Linked DNA regions of Homo sapiens: region 2 is linked to region 1. Evidence: read pairs that join two places in POLR2A ChIA-PET (ENCODE). Cell type or tissue: GM12878. All regions are shown on one strand. Links, peaks and the distances in the headings refer to the core of each region. The heading gives the core; the rest is flanking DNA. Region 1 overlaps TNIK (TRAF2 and NCK interacting kinase). Region 2 overlaps TNIK (TRAF2 and NCK interacting kinase).

Region 1 (2,925 bases), core at 186-2,685:
TCAGAGGTGCCAGTCAAAGGTCTCAGGGTCATAGGCAGAGGGGGAAGGCCAGATAGGCCACTGTGGCTCTGAGTATAGAGGGATAAGGCTAAAGTAGAGGTTCTCATAATCCAGAAATCGTCTCTGATGCTGGAAGTCTTCAGCTGCACTAAGAGATGTGGTTGTAAAGGGACTCCAGCAACAGAAAGCATAGCCATCCTCACCTCTTGAGAATGAGCTTTGTTTTGCTTATGTTATTTTACTTTTCATCTATATATCTGCGTGCTTATGAACATCCTGTAATATGGCACCAAGTATTAAACATTTATGGAGCAACTGAAATATTCAGGATAGAATGTTTAAATTAGCGCTGGTCTCTGCCTTCCTTCCTGCCTGTGTGTTTCTCTGTTTTGTACCCTAGCCCATTCCGGCAACGACTATAGAGCATCACACTTATCAGATGATGTCATACCGTGCCCGGATGAAAGCTAGTTCTCAAGGCACTCAGATCATGGCACAAAACAAAGAGGAAAGATGTGTCTTTAAGTCATTCATTTAGCACTATAACTGCATTTTCAGAGGGAACTTCTATCCATGTTTATTCTCAAGATTGAAGGACTCAGTGCAGCTCTCGTGGTGACAGATTGGCTCTTCTTGTGTGTTTTTTCTCTTGCTGTTTAGACGTAAGGACCCCTTTTCTCCCACCTCAACATGGCTACATGTTTGTTATTTCATGATAATTTTTAAAAAAATCATAAGTGAACCTTCACACTGTTAGAATTATTTAATTGTAAGTGAATATCTTATTAGAATTATTTTTACCTGCAAGACTACTCTTTTATGTAACAACTGTCTAATGACAAAAGTGGTAATTATATACTTTGCTACCTACAAATGATAGGAAAACAGAGTAAGCTATTTCTGGGGCCCTCTCTGCCACTCATTCTGTGAGGCCTCCATCACATCACCTGACCCCTCACATCCACAGCTTTCCTAATCTTTAACATGAACAGGTTGAAGTTGAGGATCCCTAATTTCCCTTCCAGATCCACTGTTCTGTGATTCTAGGTATGTGTAACCCAGCTATTTAAAAAAAAAGAAAGAAAGAAAGAAAGAAAGAAAGAAAGCTAAATGTTGGTAGAGAGTATCACAAAAAAATAACAAAGATACACTTTAAAAAATTGGTCAAGCTGCAATCCTTAGAGGCAATATTCCTGGTTTTGAGTTTATAAACTACCTGCTGGTAAAATCTCTTCAGTAGTTTCTACACATTTGCATTCTTCCTTCGTTTTCAAAACACTGTCTCGGTGACTGCAAAGTGATTCCCCTGATGTATAATCTCTTATTCGGCGTAGCACCCTGGGAGGATGCGAGATCCACGTGGAGAAGTTAAGCACACACAGATCTGCAAGGTCAGAAGTACATTAAATGGCACGCTGTGGTCCAAGACTTTCATCTTTAAGCATCAGTAATTGCCATGAATACTCAAGGAGGTGCCCTGTGTGAGAGCTGCTGGATTTGAGCCATAAGCCATAGTTCAGGAATATGAATCTTGTGAAAGCCAAAGTAGTAATATTGTCAGAGACACACAGGTAAGGCCATGAATGAATAAACTGGACATCGTGACATTCCAGCTGAAAAAAGAGCAATTTATTAAGTTTCAGCACCATAGATGAAGGAAACTGGTAAATTTACTGGATGTATTTTAGGAACTTAAAAATTGATGATGAAACAGGAAAGAGACCCCAGCTAAAAGAAAACTTCTGGCACAAACAATTCAAAGCACCCAGTTAAATAGATCTTCTGACCCATTGGATACCCACCAAGAACAAGGCAATTTGGGCACATCCAAAGTGGTTTGTGTGGGTAGTCGTTAAAACCTGAGTATTACTTCAATTATCTGAGACCTAACGGAGGGCAGTTATTCTAAATAGTCAGGCTACCACCCTCTAGATGCAACTGTTTTTTTTAAGTTTGAAAACGGAAATATTTAAAATAATATACTACATATAGTTACATAGAACTATTTTCATATAAAAATAATATTTTTCTGATAATTTTGGAAGAATTAGAAAAACACAGAGCTCGCAAATGGATCATCTCACTATCCAGAGATAACTTTTATTAATCTTTTGATGTATTTCCTTCCAGTCCCCCCATATTTTAAACTTATTATATATTCATTTGTGGACATATTTTTAAAATCAGATATGCCAGTCTAGCCCTTTTTTTTTTTTTTTTTTTTTTTTTTTTAATCTGGAGCTGCCGTTAGGGACAGCTGAGGAAGTGCAGAGCAATGCCACAAAATGTCTCCCCTCCCTTTTTTTCTCCACAGCCCAGATGGCTAAGATTTGTGGTGGGTGGGCAGGCGCACCCGCCCCCAACCCCCGAAGTCACATGTACTCTTGGTGGCTTTGGCACTTCCTGACCTTGCGTGTATGTTTGCTGCTGGAATCCTTCACACTCTTGCCAATGCGGCTATAAAAATCTAGGTGGCTGAGTTTTTGCTTATCTGAATTACAGGAAAGTTGATGATGAAAGAGGGAAATATTAATGATGGGTTTTGTTCTCTAAATTCCTTTGTAAAGAAAGGATGTGATTTGTTCTATTCTTCCACTCACATAACTTGTTAAAATAATGGGAAAGCCAGGAAAAAAGTGTTTGGAGAATGATGGTGAATACTTTTGGGTTAGTTGGGCTCAGGTGACATGCTTGTTTTCTGGGGGAAGGTTCTCAATACTAAGAGATTACTTCCAGGTGGCAACCCAATGTAGAAAAATCAGCGTGTGCTCTGGAATCAGACAAACCCAGATCTGAATTCTGGTTTTTCTTCCCTCTTTTGTGTCATCTTAAGCAAGTTACTTAGTTTCCGTGAGCATCAGTTTCTTCATCTATGTACTACAAGTGATGGATGCATACTTCTCAAATGTTTAGGGAGCTTAAATG
Region 2 (2,925 bases), core at 151-2,650, 50 kb before region 1:
TTTATTACATTAACCTGCTTTATTGTTTTTATGGTATTGCCACTCTCTGAATTATCTTACTTCCTTGTTTATGTCTGTATTTAGCAATTTAAATACATAAGTCAAGGGAAAATTAAGTCAGAGACCTAGTCTGTCTAGGCCATCACTATCCCTAGTCTGGCACACAGTAAATGTTGACACTTCTGGGGCCCAGAATTGAGCTATGTTTTCCTTGATAATTCTTTCTATATTTGTTCCCAGTTTTAAATTTTTTTTAGCATTTTCATAAAATGTTAATCTTTGTACTTTAGAAAAATATATTTGCACAAAAGCAATAAACAAAATCCTCTACCTATTTTTTTTTTTTTATAATGGGATGGGGATGTGGATCTTATGTTTAATGAATTACCAGTAGTCTGCAGAAGCAAGACTATGCTAGAAATTTACAAAATGAGGCAAAGCAATTTTCTGGGGTCTGGTCTCCTGGCAGAGGTCCTCAAACTTTAGTATGTAAAATGAATATTTGGGAAAGGATTTAAAATGTAGATTTCCCGGCTCCAACTTCTGAAATTTTGATTCAGTGGGTCTGGGGTATCCTCTTTGAACATTTAATAAGTATAAATGCTCATTCTGTTGTTCAAGGTCCTGGGACCGCACCTCCAGAAACTGCAAAAATGATTGTATGTTATCCTGTTATAGGTCACTTGAGTGAATGCTAATCCTATACTTTTTGTAATCATTTATTTTAGGATTTCCATGCTGACTCAAACTTACATAAACTGAGAAAAGCAAAAATCAAAGATCTTGCCCTGAGATGTGATACCCGCCTGTTTTGGCTTATTCAAAGATTTGACTTTCAGTGTTTTTATTTGATATGCTTATGATTACAGTTTAAAGCTGAATAATTTAACTCAAGACCTGAGAATCAATATTGTCAAAACTGACCTTATATAGCAAAATCTTGGCCTGTTGGGTGGAGATTTTCTCAAATCTGTATATCACGATCTCTTCATTAACCTTCTGTTAAAATAAGATAAAACATTTCAATAGCAAGTTTATTAATAGTTTATTTATGGAGGTGATTCTATAACATTATCCTGGATGCACTGTAGCTTTTCATAGCCTGCTGCAATGAATCATGTATTATACTATTCACTTATTGTTTGGCAAGGAGTGAGTATGGGAGAATGGTGTGTTTTATAGATAATAGTGGCGTTTGTTTTTTAATCAAGAATTTCTAACATAAAGAATACATTCTTTCACATTTGTTGAGTGCCCATGAAAAAAGCCCTGTGCTTTGTATGGGAATAATGCAGAGCTAACTGAGGAGGTTCCTACTCTTAAGAAGTGCGTAATCAGATTATCTAATTAGGACTGAGTGTTCACTGTGCACCAGAGGTTTTTATGTATATTGTCTCAGTTATTCCTCATGGTGGTTATGGTCTCATTTTACTGGGGAGGAAGAACATTTATTAAATCACATTATCACTGTAAGGCAGGGTTTCTCAGCCTCAGCACTCCTGAGATATGGGGCTGGATAATTCTTTGTTGTGGGGGCTGTACTGTGCATTGCAAGATATATAGCAGCCTCCCTGGCCTCATCCAACTACAAAGCAGCAGCACCCCTAAGTTGTGACAGCTGAAAATGTCTCCAGTTTTTCCTGTGTCTTCTGTGGGGGTAAAACCACTGCTCTAAAAATCACACAGAATGGCAAAACTCTTAACATTGAGGTGCAAGTGGGGATGGTGAGAGTGTAGACTATTTAGGAATTAATGCTGTCCAGGCAGAGTGGGGACCTGAATGGGCACAAGATGTGGGTTTGGAAAAAGCTTAGAGGCTTTGGCATTTCCACTGTATCTGGGAGTGTAATTGAGCATTTTTATAAGTGGAAAGAGTATAATGAAAAGGACTTTGGAGCAGGACTGCCTGAGCTGGATTCCTAGTCTGGTTTTGCTCTGTTCCAGTCATGTGAAGATAATCAACTTACCCTGTGAGCCTGGATTTCTTTATCTTTTATTAATAGTACAGATTAGAGCTGTTAATGAAAACTCAAGTATAAAACATTAATATGTGGAAGCATTCAGCTCAGTGCCTGACACATAGTAGGCACTCAATAACCTTTTCCTCTTCCCAAACACATGTGCCAGTTCTTCCCATGGTCTTGCTTTCATAGAACATTTTATGACCTAAAAGAAACATTCATAGAGGAATGAAGTTAGAAACACATGTCTTTGTGCTCCACATTCTACATTTGATTTATTGGTTTTTATGTATGCTTAGAATGGCATTATTTGTATTAAATATTAGGATGGTGCAAAAATAATTGTGGTTTTTGCCATTAAAAGTAATGGCAAAAACGACAATACTTTTGCACCAACCTAATACCAGTATTACTTTTAATGGCAAAAACAGCAGTAACTTTTGTGCCAACCTAATACAATTCTTACATTGTATTTGGTGATATAATTGCCACTTGGATATTATATTTGGTCTTTAGTGCTTAAAAAAGCCAATGTCTCAATAATGTGTAAAGAGAAGATAGGTTAATAGAGGAAACAGGAATCAGTTGCAGCACTGTGGAACTTTGGTGGGGTGAAAATGGTTTCTGAATAATTTTATATTTCACAAGTTTTGGAGGAGAAGCAACAGTATTTCTTCTTCAGGTAGCATAAGGTCTCAGGAGAGAGTCTTTATTGTGAGATTAGTGAAGGGGTGTGGAGCAGCAAGAACCTCATTTAGATATTGAGGACCCGTTGTATGGTTTTGGTTCTACCCTTAACTTGCCTTAGCTTTGAGCTTGCCATAGATCTATTTGGAACTTCAGTTGTTCTCATCTGTAAAATTAGAATATAAAGAAACAGTTTTCATGATATAACCCATGAAGCTATCGTGAGGTTGAAATCAATTAATGACTATGAAAGTATTTTGTTAAATATAAATTCCTA

The links. ChIA-PET counts read pairs that join two places held together with the same protein. Peaks named below come from ENCODE experiments on the same cell type or tissue, not always from the same donor. Only the 100,000 strongest peaks of a DNase experiment are listed, where the experiment ranks them.
Region 2: POLR2A ChIA-PET joins it to region 1 with 7 read pairs; 5 of 35 experiments call an interaction of 5 or more read pairs at or near these places.

The regions. Positions count from the first base shown.
Region 1 is chr3:171,311,421-171,314,345 of GRCh38, reverse strand. All of the region lies in intron 2 of TNIK (TRAF2 and NCK interacting kinase), which reads left to right. Among named protein-coding and RNA genes, the nearest start is that of TNIK, 150 kb to the left of the region's middle. In GM12878, for the core only: no CTCF peak of the experiment used is centred there; no DNase peak of the experiment used is centred there; H3K27ac peaks cover 677 bases.
Region 2 is chr3:171,361,787-171,364,711 of GRCh38, reverse strand. The region is part of intron 2 of TNIK (TRAF2 and NCK interacting kinase); the gene reads left to right. Among named protein-coding and RNA genes, the nearest start is that of TNIK, 97 kb to the left of the region's middle. In GM12878, for the core only: no CTCF peak of the experiment used is centred there; no DNase peak of the experiment used is centred there.